Regions from separate parts of the Mus musculus genome. Here region 2 is linked to region 1. A link is a contact called in ENCODE Hi-C or POLR2A ChIA-PET data. All regions are on one chromosome and are shown on one strand. Each heading gives the region's core, a stretch centred on a gene start or an enhancer-like site at or near the end of the contact. The rest is flanking DNA. Distances are from core to core; before and after follow the strand shown.

Region 1 (6,849 bases), core at 3,075-5,574:
CCACCTCAGTGGATCTCAGCCTTCCTAATGGTTCATGCCTGTACTTTGCTATGCTTATGAGTCCTAATGTGAATATCTTCTACTCAGGACATCTGATATGTGACCGACCCCTGGGAAAGGGTCGCTCGACCCCCAAAGGGTCACAACCCACGGGTTGGGAATCTTTGCTCTTCCTCTCCCTCCAAAGTGCTGGGTTTAAAGGTTTCCCTCTGGGCCAGGCTAGACGTTTGTATGCCATCTAATTTTAATCCTTACAAGTTAGATTCTTTCTACTCATATTATAAATGGGGGAAAAAGAAGCTGAGATTAAACCTCTCAACATCATGACTGTGAAGTCCAGCATAGGGATTTGAACTCAGCAACTCCAGAACCCAGGTTGGTGACCCTCAGAGATGCTGTTTCGGAATGGGAAGCCCTGTAGACATTTTGGGTGTTTGCGTCTGATTTGCTATCTCCTTCTTCTACATGACAGGATATCTGGTGGTTTTATTATTAAGATTTTTTTTCCCTGAGACATGGTTTCTCTGTGTAGCCCTGGCTGTCCTGGAACTGCCTGTGTGGACCAGGCTGGTCTCAAACTTAGAGATCCACCTGTTTCTATCTCTGCCTCCTGAGTGTTGGGCTACATGAGACCTTGTCTAAGAGAAGAAAAAAAAAAAAAAAAGGAAAAGGAAAAAGAAGTTCCTTATGACCAGCCATTGGATGCTAGGTACTGTGTGATGCTCTGGGGATGAGTGAATGAGATGGCCTCTATATCCCACCACATTCATGAAGCCTGCTGCCCAGTGCAGGGTGTCAAATTTTGTGAAAAGGGCCAGATAAATATTTCAGGTGTTGTGAACAATATGATGTCTGTCACAACTTCTCAACTGCCATCAAAGTGTCACAGCCAGATGAACATGCCCCCAAGGCTCAGGGACCACTGTGGAAGAGGGAGCAGGAAGCCTGCCAGAGCCAGAGGCCAGGGTACAGCAAAGCAGAGCCCAGATTTCTGGACATGACAGGACTCCTGCACTAATAAACTCACAGCAGCCAGTGGCTGCCCACACAAGATCAAGCCAGTGATGGTTACAGAATAGAGGGGCGTCTCAGCTAGGGTTTCTATTGCTGTGAAGAAACACTATGGCCACTCTTACAAAGGAAAACATTTAATTGGGGCTGGCTTACAGTTCAGACATTTAGTCCATTACCATCAGGGTGGGAAGCATGGTGGTGTGCAGGCAGACATGGTGCAGGAGAGGAGCTGAGAGTTCTACTGGATCCTCAGAGAGTAGGAAGAGTGACACTAGGCCTGAAGTCCACCCCCAGTGACACACTTCCTCCATCAAGGTCACACCTCCTAACAGTGCCACGCCCCATAAGCCTATGGGAACTATTTTCATTCAAACCACCACAAGGGGAAAAGAGTTTACAAGTCCCTGTGGCTAACTGAGGTTCTACTGACAACTGGTGTTTTCTGGGGAGGGTGACTCAGTTTTCTTTAAGGGTGTGGCCCCTGATAAGTCCACCTTGCCATGACTATATGTAAGTGGGTTATTGAAAAAAAAAAAACATTTAGTTGCAGATGTGAGGTGGATTTAGGAGGGATTGGGGAAGAAATAGGGAGTGAATAGAATCAAAATACATTATATAAAATTTTCAAAAATTAATAAAAATATATTTAAAAATGAACATGGTATTGTCCCAATAAAACTTGACTTACAAAGCAAGTAATTTTCACGTCACAAAATATAAACTATGTTACCATTTAAGATGGCTCCGTAGTTAAGAGCACTTGCAGGGGCTCAGAGTTCAATCCCCAGCACCCATGACAGATGTTCACCGAAGCCCTCTGATCTCCAAGGCAGCAGCACAGGGCAGAGAGACGGGTGTATATAAAAATAGAGAGAGAAACTGGGCAATGATGGTTCACACTTTTAATCCCAGAACTTGGGAGGCAGAGGCAGGAGAATCTCTGGGAGTTCAAGACCAGCCTGGTCTACCGAGTGAGTTCCAGAACAGCCAGGGCTACACAGAGAAACTCTGTCTTGAAAAGCAAAACAAAACAGTACATGTGTAAATAAATTATTGTTGGAGAGATGGCTCAGTGGTTAAGAGTATGCAAAGGTCCTGAGTTCAATTCCCAGCACACACACAGCAGCTCACAACCGTCTGACACCAAATTCTAGTGTGCAGATGTACATGCAGACAAAATATTCACATACATAAGCTACATACGTAAATAATTTATGTATAGGCTTGTGGGCAGCATTTATCTTACCTACTAGTCTTCTGGGGCAGGCGTAAAACACAATGACATGTTAGAGAATCATATTTACCTCTCAATAAGAAAGTGGTGGAGCCAATCAATGGTGGTGCACACCTTTGATCCCAGCACTAGGGAGGCAGAGGCAGGCAGATCTCTACCAGTTCAAGGCTGGCCTGGTCTATAGAGTGAGTTCCAGGACTGCCAGGGTTACACAGAGAAACACTGTCTTGAAAAACAAAACAAACAAACAAAGTGGGGAGTGATTAGTTGAGCAGAGGATTCTGGGATACTGAGTTTTGGTTCTCAGTCTGGTTGTAGGTCACATTATTACACCTACAGTCTCATAACCCATCAACTATGGTGGGAATGAATGCACTTCTCTGTATGTCAAACTTCAACTAAAAATAACCTTCATTTTTGTTGTTGTTCTTTTGTCTTCTCTCTGTAGACCAGGCTGGCTTCGAACTCACAGTTCTGCCCTCCTCTGCCTCCCCAGTGCCACCGCAGCATGGCTAAAAACATTCTTAAAATAGTGTAAAAAATATGAAATACAAAACAGGGGAAACTTCTGGATTATTAAGCTCCTACACAAGGCTCCAGCAGACCAGCCTGAAAGTTGAAATGGACTGACTCAGCATGAAGTTCACCAAGCTGTCACCTAGCCGTTCATCTGGCCCAAGAATTCCAGATTACAGTCAGGTCAGTCAAGCCAGTTTCCATTGGTATGACCACGTTCCTACTGCCATTTCCCTCTCACAAAACAAGTGGCATACTGTTTTGTGAGATCAGGTGCCACTCTGTATACAGCCCAGGCTAGCTTTGTACCTGAATTATGGAATAGAAGATTCAGCTAGGGGCGGGGCGGGGCGGGGCGAGGCAGGGGGCAGTTAAAACGTAGAGCAATTTTGTAAGTCCCTGGGTTCAATCTTCAACAAGAATAAACAAGAATCAGATGTTGTGAGGATGACAGGTTAGTCTTCCAAGAAGGAGAAGGACTCTCAGAGAAGCACTGGGCTTGTCTGGTTAGAGGTGACAATGGGTCCTGCCCTTATTTTAATTATATTTTTTGTGGTGTAATCGAAACCAGGATCATGTGCACATTAAGCATTCACCCTTCTTCAGGTCCTGTTCTTGTGTAGAAAACATGTGTGGGTCGGCTGGAGGGTAAAGTTGCTTGCCCTCAGCCTTAAATGAGTCTGAAACCCAGGAATTCACGTAGAGGAGGGAACCAACTCCTATAAGCTGTCCTCTGACTACCACACACCACGCGAACGCTGTGGCAAGTGTACACCGGCCCCCATAAATAATGTAATAAAATATATAAATGTTAGAAAAAACTTTTAAAAGATATTGATTTTAGGCTTTGCATCAATTTTCTTTTAAAACATGGAATATGAATGATTTACCTTGACTACTGAGCTTTTGGGTGCCCCCTAAGGTACGGTCTCACCCTGATCCCTGTACTGTCGGACCAGGGTCGAAGGTCGGGCTCTGGTCTCAGTGCCAGAGGGGGAACTTCTTCGCGTGTTTCCTCCCCCATCGTGGGAAGAGGGTGACTAGAAATAAGCTCTTGAGAGTTTAACACTTGTCCTTCTCTGACACGCACAAGTAGCTGTTTGAGGCTACATCAGTTCAACATCCAGACTTAAAAATCGAGGAGTCAAGAATAGCGGATACACGAGACTTCCGGGCTCTGGCCTTCTGATTGGCTGATACAAAAATCACTCAAACAACGACAACGGGGCATTGCGTCATCAGCGAGCGGCAAGCTTTACATAAAGTAAGCTCCTTTCCAATTGGCTCCCTTCTTCAAGAGCAACTGAAACAGCATAGGGGATTCGCGTTTCTTCAAATCTAGACTTCCGGCATCTGGAGGTACTAGGAAGACCGGAGAAATTTGATAAGCTTTTGAGGATTGGACGTTCTGGGGGCGGGGCCTTGGCGAGATGGGGGCATGGTTCTCTTTGGGGGCGTGGTTATTTCGGAAATCTTGGTGAAGTCTCCAAGTTGATGTTTCTAAGCAAGCGGGAGGCGAGGCTTGGGGCGGGGCTCCAGTGATGGGCGGGTCCAGAGGAGCGTCCTCGGCGGGCTGCTGGACCTGCGCTCAGCACTAGAGTCATTGCTAGCTCTTCCGCTTGCTGGTTGCACTTCTCAGCCATGGCTCCTCGCTGCTGGCACTGGTGGCGCTGGTCCGCGTGGTCTGGGCTTCGGCCGTCTCCCTCCAGGAGCACTCCGAGTAGGAGCAGGGCTCTTGGGGGCTGCACCAGGGCGAGGGGAGGCCTGTGATCAAGAGCGGGGGTCCGAGCAGAGCTGAGGCGGGGCTGGAGAGGGGCAAAGCTGAACGTGTCTGCTCTTGCGGGAGAAATGGGAGTGATGGAGAGGGGAGGATCTGTGCAAAGAGATGTAAGGCGTCCTGGGTAAGACAGCTCAGTAAAGGCTAAAAGGATAGACCATGAGGTCTTTATGTGTGATACGAGGTGAACGGAGGTGACAGGCAAATTCGAGGTGAGGAGATGAGCAATAGAGTTCTGTGGGGGAAAGAAGGGCTAGAAAAAAGCAAAATAGAAACGTGATGGGCATATGAAGACATGAGATCACATAAGGAACCTCTCAAGAAAGATAGTGCTGTGCAGGACAGCTTGGGGGATAAGGGGGTCTGGGGCAGATTATTTGTTATTGTTCATGGGTGAGACATGGGGTTCTGGATAAAGACAGCTCTGGCATTCAGATGAAATGGTGAAGCTTTGAGGAACGGAAAAAGGAAGATGCAGGTGAGGGTGAAGGCAAGGTGCAACTGGACAGAATTGGTTTGGGGTGGTAGGAGGGTGTTGGTTTGACCCTGCTGTCCCCTGCTCTACCTAGCCCCAGGCTTCTGCCAGAAGTTCTCCACACAGGAGAAGACCCCTCAGATCTGTGTGGTCGGCAGTGGCCCAGCTGGCTTCTACACAGCCCAACACTTGTTAAAGGTAAGCGAGGCACTCCTTCCAGGCTCCCTTCTTACCATTCATTTCTTGTCCCAATTCTGGGGGTAGGCTCCAGCCCTTTGGTTTGTCTGACAAGGAAGGGGCTTTTGACTAATGTAAGCTGTGTTCTTTCTAACTGATTCCACAGGTATAGCTGAGGCGCCCTAGGTCCTCAGCTGTGAGAGACATGCATTTGTTCCATGGATGGTGGTTGGGGACAGATGGGCAGCTGTCTTCTGCTTTGTAGGGAAGTCTTTTTCAGTCTAATGGGATGGCTTTCGCCTCCCCTTATCTTTACGCTTCTTTATCTCCAGCATTTTATATTTCAAGGCAATCTTGTCTGCAGCTTTGCGCCCTCCCCACGACCATTCTCTTCCACAAAGGCCAAGGTCTCAAAGCTTTCAGTATTAGTCTTGCCAGACAGGGCCTCAAGGTTGCCAGATGTACTGGAAACTCTGTCTCAGACCTTAAAGCAAAAGAGGAAGGGGGCGGGGTACTGCAGAGAAGGCTCCGTGGTTAGGAGTGTTTATGGTCTCACAGAGGACCAAAAGATGGGAGTTGGGTTCCCAGCACCCACACAGTGGCTCACAACTCAGCTCCAGGGAACCCAATGTCCTCTTCTGGCCTCTGCTTGGCCCTTCATTCTTGCACACACACAACATACATAACTAAAAGTGATAAAATAAGTAATTTTAAAAAGTAAGGAATACTGAGCTTGACTGAGACAAGACAGTGTCTGAACTTTAGAGGGGCTTGTAATACCAACGGGACAGAAGAAAAAACGATGATTATATTGATATCACATACAAATGTTTGAAAGGCAGAGTGACCCAGTGGCCTGGTTTACCTGGAGCTGACACTAGGAGGGTCTCATGGAGACCTCTGCTGTGAAGTGACCTATGCATGACTCTGCAGCTACATACCATGATCTACACAGGTCAGCGCTACCAGAAGCTGTCCCTAGAGAATGTATATTTGAGAAGCACCAAAGGTCATGTCTGGGCTTCAGCAAGCTCCCAGGTTCCGACATGAGTCAGCCTGGAGTGCAAGGCCACTGCTGAAGGACAGCCTGGGCTCTGGGATGGAGACCCAGGGGTTCTCAGGGTTGGGGTGGGTATGTGGGTGGTGTGGTTGGTATTAGGGAGGGTACTTGTAAGGGGCACTGAGGTTGAGGGAATGAATAGGATCTAGAAGGCAGGGCTTTTTGTGTCTTCTCAGTGGGCGGATCTTGACCTGCAGGCACGCGGGTGTGTTTATGGACCTGACAGTGTAGCTCGAGGAGGCTGGTTTACAAGGTATTTTAGGGCTTAAGCTAGGGGTAACCCCTAGCCCAGTCTAGAGGGAGAGGTGTGCAAACTGTATTTTATGGAGCATATGAGAATAAAATAGCCTCAAGAATGAGGAATTATGTGGATGAAGGCCAGAGGAAGGAGAGTGGCCCTGAGCCATCATTCCAGAGCCTATTCCAGAAGGCCATTGAGTATCTGAGGGGTGAAGAGGTGAGGGCCCAGATCACAAGGTACCCAGAGACCACTGACCACGTTGTAGACTTGAGTGGCTTTCTTTGGACGCTCTCCATGTTCCCTGCTGGAGCGGTTTTATCTAAATAAGCATTTCTGGGTTCAGCTCAGATTTAAC
Region 2 (6,849 bases), core at 2,029-4,528, 89 kb after region 1:
GAAAAAAAAAAAGAAAGAAACCCTAAGGTCATTCAGAAGATGCAATGGTAGTAGGAAGAAGCACAAGACGTGAGGGTGTGGATGGCCACAAGGAAACAACATCTTTCAGACACAGTGAGGTAATCGCCAGTAAACTCACAGTGACCATGACAAAGGCCACGCACAAGACCTGTGCAAGCCCAAGCCAGACCAAGTCCCAGCAGAAAGGGGGAAGGAGGGTGTGAAGCCAAGTGAATATTCGGAATTGAAAGCTGCTGAGAGAGAGAGAGAGAGAGAGAGAGAGAGAGAGAGAGAGAGACAGAGACAGAGACAGAGTGAGTCAGCAGCCCCTGGTAAGTGACCCAAGCTCCAGTAGGAGGCCTCCTGTAGAGTCTATTAGCAGTACAACTGAACTTGATGGCCTTTGGTTTTGCTTTTGTTCTAAAGGGACACAAAGCTGAGTGGGTAGGGAAGTGGATCTGGGAGGTCCCGGGAGAAGAGGTCAGCATGTCCAAAGCACACTGCACAAAATCCCCAAGAAACTAATTAAATAGAGCCTTAGGACCTGAAGAGATGGCTCAGGGATTGACACCACTTGTTGCTCTTGCAGAGGACCCTGGTTCAGTTTACAGCACCCACATGGTGGTTTAAAACCAGATATAGCTCCAGTTCTAGGGGATATGACGCCCCTTCTGGCCTCTGAGGGCACTGCATGCATATGATATATACATGTATATGTATATATATGTACATATATGTATATAGACACACCTATGCATTTGAGTATAAATGTATATATATATATATACACACACATATGCATGCTTATATACACATATACACATATATATGAATTCCATACATTTGTACACACAAAAATTAAATATTTAAAAGAAAACAAAGACCTATAAGAAGAAGAGGGCTGCTTTCCTCAGAACCCTGACCACCACCTGATTAACACCCCCCTGTCGCCACCAGCACCCATCTTTCTCATCTCTCTTCCTTCACAATTAAGATAAAAACAAAATCACAGTGCTTGTTTATGGCAAAGTGCAAAGACCCCAGATAAAGCACACAGAAGATGGGAAGGAGAAAAGGGGGAGGTGTGTGAAGCGGAGCTCCTGAGGCACACAGGCCTAACTGTCCAGGCGGCTGTGGCATCACAAGGTGGCCTGAGTGGATGATTACATGGTGAAGGCACAAGGAATGGGGACATAAGGTACTTTCTTTCTAAAACACAGTCACAGCAATAACTCACTTCCTCGTCTCCAAGTCTGTAGTGAGTGTCAGAAAAAGCAGGAACTGTGGCAACGTGTAGGGACAGTGCAGACATCTTCTTGCTGACAGGGGATTCTAAGAACTATCACATGATTGCATGGACAGGGTAACCATCCACTCCAGCACTTTCCCTGGTGAGCTGCAGCGGTGAAGTGTGCATGCGTGTGTGTGTGTCTGTGTGTGTGTCTGTGTGTGTCTGTGTGTGCTCTGTGGCTGCCTATGAACAGCAGGGCACTGCTGAGACTAGAAAAATCCTAAAAAGGCGGCTTGTGGAGAAGAGCCGCTTTTCCTGGTGACAGCAGGTACCAATGTGAGTCAACCCAGGTAACTCACGATTACCTCCAACGACTTACCCAGTGAAGGCCCCGTGATGCAATAACCACATAACCACAACCAACTGGATACAGCACCGAGAGAAGATAAACTGAGTGTGTGTGGGGGGAGTGCAGGGGCCACGGAGCCGAGACAGAGGGGAATCAATCGCTCTAATTGTCATAATTGCATGCTCTACCAAACTGCAATTGGGAGACTCTGCAGTTCACCACCTCTTTCAACATCCAAGACCACAAGAGTTGTGCAATTTAGAATTTAGCGAAGGAAGAAAGAGGCTGCTGACTACTGAGAGGAACACAACTCCATGGCGACAGCTGTTGGTGACTGCCCAGCTGACTGGCAGAACTGTGTGTCATCTGTGGGAGTCCTGAGATAGATATTATGGGAGACTAGCAAGTTAACTACTATTTGGCTTGATGCTCTCTGATAGGTGTCTAAAAGGAGAACTGGCCTGGAGAAACAGCTCAGCAGTTAAGAGTACCTGCTGCTCCTGCAGAGGACCCGAGTTCACTTCCAGCACTTACACTGAGCAGCATCCAACCATCGACAACTAACTCCAGGGCATCTGGTGCCCTCTTTTGGATTTGACAGGCATGCACATATCCATACGTAGACACATCATTTAAAATAAAAGCTTTAAAAAATTATAAACAAATGAGGAACGAGCCTGATATATAGAGTCTAGCTAAGACAGCTGAACCTGACTGGAGCTATGTGGAGTTTCCGTTGTGTTTTTCACCAGGGTCTATTTAAACCAGGGCCATAATTAGTATAGTCCACAGATAGCAGTGGGCTTCTCTAGAAACCAGGAGCATGGTGGTGAGCAGAACACATTTATGGAGAAGAACTCACATAAGGAGAATAGAGCTCTCCGGTCTCTGTGATCTCGCCTGCCATCTCCAGAGAGTGAGGAAGGGCTGGCCCAAGAGGTTACTTCTATGCAGTGGCAGCAGCAGCCGCAGCTCCTAAGACAAAAGAGTAGACTTTAGTTCTCTAACTGCAGAGATGAGACTGGGGGTGGGGGGTTTGCAGTCTGCCGCTTTCACCTGTAGCCCTTTTAACTCAGACACTTTGGTCTCCCTATCTGCCATGAGACAGCCTTGGTGGGACGCGGCTTCCTGGACCATGTCTTCTAACTTGATTTGCTATGCAAGGCACTTCTCGGTGCCTGGATGCTGCTCACACTCCAAGTGACTGAAGGGGCTTTCCGGGCCTCTAAGCCTCACTAACCATCACAGCCCCCTTTACCCTAAAGTGCTTACGTCCGTTTCATTATCTATGAGCTCACTACTACACAGGACAGCCCACACAGCTGTCTGCTTCTCCGCCCACAGCGGGAGTCAGCTTTTCCAAGGTCGCCCCTCCATCCTAACTCCTTGTCCCAAAGCCTCTTCTTTTAAATGGGGCCTCGCGCACCGACACCTGCCTTTTGCTTTGCCTTAGGGTTTCCCACCCTTAAGCCTCCCCTCTCTTCTCCAGAGCCGGTCCCTCAGTCTCCCCTTCCCCTCCCTTCCAGGTGAAACTCTAAAATTCACATCCATCTTCACCCTGTCCTGCCCTCCTGCCCGTCCCAGACCTGCAGCACAGCTAGCTTCCAGGCACAGTGGCCACCGCCTCCAGCTCTGCAGCTGCCACCCGGCACCAGCGGCCCCGCACCAGCGCCCGCTACGCGCACGCGCACGCTTCCCAGTCCCCCGTCCAAGCGAGCGCGTGGGGAGGGGCGCAGTGCGTTGATTGGATGCCTCGCGGGGGCGGGGCCGGGATTGGGCTTTGCGGCTGCCGTCTGCCTGGCGGAAGCGGACAGCAAGCCCCTCTACGCGCATGCGGAAAGCCTGTTTCTCCGGGACAGACGCTGACGCCTGTCGTTGGGGACGCCTTCCTCGGCAGGGGGTGGTTGTGAGCTTTGCAGTTTGCAAACTACAGCGCTTAGACGGCCGAGGAACCACGCAAAGGGCTGAGGCCTGAGAACTTTGAGTGGGGCTTGGGGACAGGAAAACGGAAGGGCCAGAGCCGAGTGACGTGGACTCTGGACGCTGGAGGCTAGGGTTGGAAACAGGTTAAAAAAAGGATTAACAGGTCATTTGGGGGTGGACGGGCATGTTGTGTAGGAATGGGCTGGAAACCGAGCCAGAACTTGGCCCCTGGGTGAGAGCCCAGATGTATTGACCACTTCGGCTCTTTCTCTTACAAGAGTTTTAGAATCCCCGTTCTTTCACGTAGTTGTGAGGGGAAGGCAGGACGCTCTTCTGTCAACATAGCTCCACTGCTACAGAAAGAGTTCCACCCTGCGTGGGAAGACACTATGGGGGCTCTGAAGTCTTTAACTCTCCCCACTAGTAGGCAGCTACAATGAAGCTGAATCAGAACACCATGCTAGTGGGCAAGAAGGTGGTCCTGGTACCCTACACCTCCGAGCATGTGCCCAGGTAACTAACTCATTACCCGACTGGTTGTAGCGTGGAGGGCAATTGGAAACAGGGTGCCTTAATCTAGGAGCCTGTCTTGTTTAACAAACGTCACTTGTGTGGTGCTGTACACCTTTGATTCTGGCCCAACACTTGGGAGACAGAGGCAGGTCCATCTCTTCCGTGAGATTGAGGCTAGCCTGGGCAATATAATAAGTTCCAGGCCAGCTAGGGATACTTAATGAGACTGTGACTCAAAGTGGGGGGTTGGGGGTGGGAATTACATGCAGGAGGAATAAAGCTGAAGTGGAGGGCTCATTTTTCATTTATTTTCCTTGTCATCCATCTCTCTGCTTTCTTTTTGGCTTTTCAATGAGGGATTACATCATCTAGATGTGTGTGTAACAAAAAAACAAAGCCATGTCTTCTTCCCTCGTTCTAAATTACTTATGGCGTTCCCTGGTATCCTCTGGAGACTTAACGTGTGCTTGTCCCAGATGTTGAATTCATTATTTTGATGCCTACTGTTTAAAGGCCAGAAGTGAGATTCAGGGACTCTTTGTGAGGTTAGTTGGCAAACATCTGACAGATTGAGAAGCTGGCTCTGTAGGGGACAATAGTTTTGCATTGGGGAGATCTGTCACCCTGCCTTGTAGAGGTCTCCTCAGCCCTCTTTGCTGGGCTGGACTGGCATACCCTTACCCTCAGGAACTGGGGGAGTGTTTGGTTTTATATTACCTGGGTGGGAAGCTGGGCCCCTAGAGCTACCCTCTCTGCTGCTGCCTGAGAAAAGAACCTACCTTTCCTGCCTACCCATACCCACTTCACCTCAGAAAGCACAAACTCAGACTTTTTGTGGTTTTTCTTTTTCTTTTTTTGAGTGGGGTATTTTTTTAATCGATTATATATTAACTGAATACCTACAATGTTTTTGTTTTTATCCCCCCCCCCCCCCCCGAGATAGGGTTTCTCTGTTTCTCTGTGTAGCCCTGGCTGTCCTGGAACTCACTTTGTAGACCATGCTGGCCTCGAACTCAGAAATCCACCTGTCTCTGCCTCCCAAGTGCTGGGATCAAAGGCGTGCGCCACCACTGCCCAGCTACAATGTGTTTAGACATAGAGTGAAAATGACTAACGTCCTTACTTCCACAGCACTTATCCTGTGTGGGCAAAACCAGAAAAGAGCGGATGTCACATCCGTATTTTATTTTATTTTTAAATTTATGTATATTTATTTAGAGACAGGGACTCACTGGGTAGTCCTGGCTGGCCTAGAACTATGTAGGCTATAGAAAGAGACCTACCTGCCTTTGCCTCCCTGGTGCTGGGACTAAAGCATGCGCCACCACACCCAGTGTCAGATTCTTGTTTGTTTGTACCTTATACTTCATTGCTGCTTGGATATTGTAGTGTTGAGAGCCTGGCATAGAATACTCCCAAACAGAGCTTAAACACTTCCTCCTCTTCCTGTTCATTTGCTTTGAAGAAAGGGTCTCCTAGAACGCAGGGTAGCTTTGAACGGGCTGCTCCTCCTGGCTCCACCCCCCTGGGTGCTGAGCCTCCAGGCCTGTCCCTCCACACCCAGGAAGCCCAGTGCTGTTGAGTCAGTATCTCTCATCTAAGGCAGGCCTTTGCCCCTCCCCACCCCTGCAGATACCACGAGTGGATGAAGTCAGAAGAACTGCGGCATCTGACAGCCTCAGAGCAGCTGACCCTACAGCAGGAGTATGAGATGCAGTGTAGCTGGTGTGAAGATGAAGACAGTGAGGAGGCCCCCACCCCCACCCCAGGCAGCCTCCACCCTCCCTTTCTCTCACTCCTCAGCTGCTGCCCCTCCGGGGGCGTCACTAAGCTACGATGGTGACAAGTTTGGAGGTTGCTCATACTTGAACCGCTTAAAGTGAAGTGATCCCTGCGGCTGACTCCTTTTTCCTGGGCTTGGAGGGATGTAGAGAAAATAAAGCAGTTTGATTTCTAGCTGTTTGTTTAGGCCCTGCTGTCCCCTCCCTTGCTGTGTGTGGCCTGGTAGAGGTCCTCCTACCCTTCGGGTTCCTTGTTCCTTTGAGTACAGATGTCTTGGAGAAGGCTGTTTTCCACTTCAGATCAAGTCTGCAGGTGCTAACCCTGTTGCCTCTGCCCTCAGAGTGCACCTTCATTGTGCTGGATGCAGAGAAATGGCAGGCCCAGCCTCGGCCCCCTGAAGAGAGCTGCATGGTGGGAGATGTGAACCTCTTCCTCACAGACCTTGAAGACCCCACCTTGGGGGAGATCGAGGTCATGATTGCAGGTTTGTCTCACCAGGTTCCCACAGAACCTCAGAGAGCTTACTGGGTGCCCAGGGCTGGCTCAGTCAGCTGTCGTCAGCTAGCGCTGGATGGTGGCTGATTGTCCCCCTGTCCCACATTTAGCACGGTGACTAACCCTTGGGTTCATCACTTTCTTCCATATGCCTTGGTGTGACCCTAACCTTTAGCCTGGGTGTGTGTGTGTGTGTGTGTGTGTGCACGTGCGCGCACTCTCGAATGCACCAGAGGACAATTTTGGCTTCTGTTTCTCACATACCATCAACCTTTTTAAGTCTTCGTTTTTTTTTTTTGTTAAGACAGGGTTTCTGACCAGCTTGGAAGTTGCCAAGTGGGCCAGGCTAGCTGGCTGTGCCTCCCCAGTCCAGGGCTCCCAGTCTATGCCACCACACCTAGCTTTTTCACATGGATTCTGGGCATCAAAGCCATCTTCCCCACCCGTAGCCCCACCCGTTTGTCATCTTCACAGCTCCACCTGTCCCTTGCTTGGGAGGAGATCCTCCACAGAGCAACAATTCAGGAGACGTCCTGCCGTGCTGTGCAGGAGCCCT

The links. Hi-C counts contacts between places; a loop is a spot of excess contacts on that map. ChIA-PET counts read pairs that join two places held with the same protein, here RNA polymerase II (POLR2A).
Region 2: POLR2A ChIA-PET joins it to region 1 with 52 read pairs in Patski. The contact joins the promoter of Tmem104 here to the promoter of Fdxr in region 1. A Hi-C loop is called at or near these places in 1 of 37 maps with a recorded cell type or tissue (mouse trophoblast stem cell). POLR2A ChIA-PET finds 5 or more read pairs at or near these places in 4 of 5 experiments (Patski and embryonic stem cell).

Annotation. Positions count from the first base shown.
Region 1 is chr11:115,274,444-115,281,292 of GRCm38, reverse strand. It overlaps Fdxr (ferredoxin reductase), which reads left to right and starts at 4,324. Exons shown (of 12, transcript NM_007997.1): 1 at 4,324-4,484; 2 at 5,111-5,214. The coding sequence starts at 4,406. It overlaps Fads6 (fatty acid desaturase domain family, member 6), which reads left to right. Exons shown (of 6, transcript NM_178035.5): 6 at 1-2,666.
Region 2 is chr11:115,183,916-115,190,764 of GRCm38, reverse strand. Tmem104 (transmembrane protein 104) reads right to left here and starts at 3,278. Exons shown (of 10, transcript NM_001033393.2): 1 at 3,167-3,278; 2 at 2,443-2,555. The coding sequence starts at 2,487. It overlaps Nat9 (N-acetyltransferase 9 (GCN5-related, putative)), which reads left to right and starts at 3,366. Exons shown (of 7, transcript NM_025400.4): 1 at 3,366-3,646; 2 at 3,928-4,016; 3 at 5,649-5,758; 4 at 6,139-6,282. The coding sequence starts at 3,940.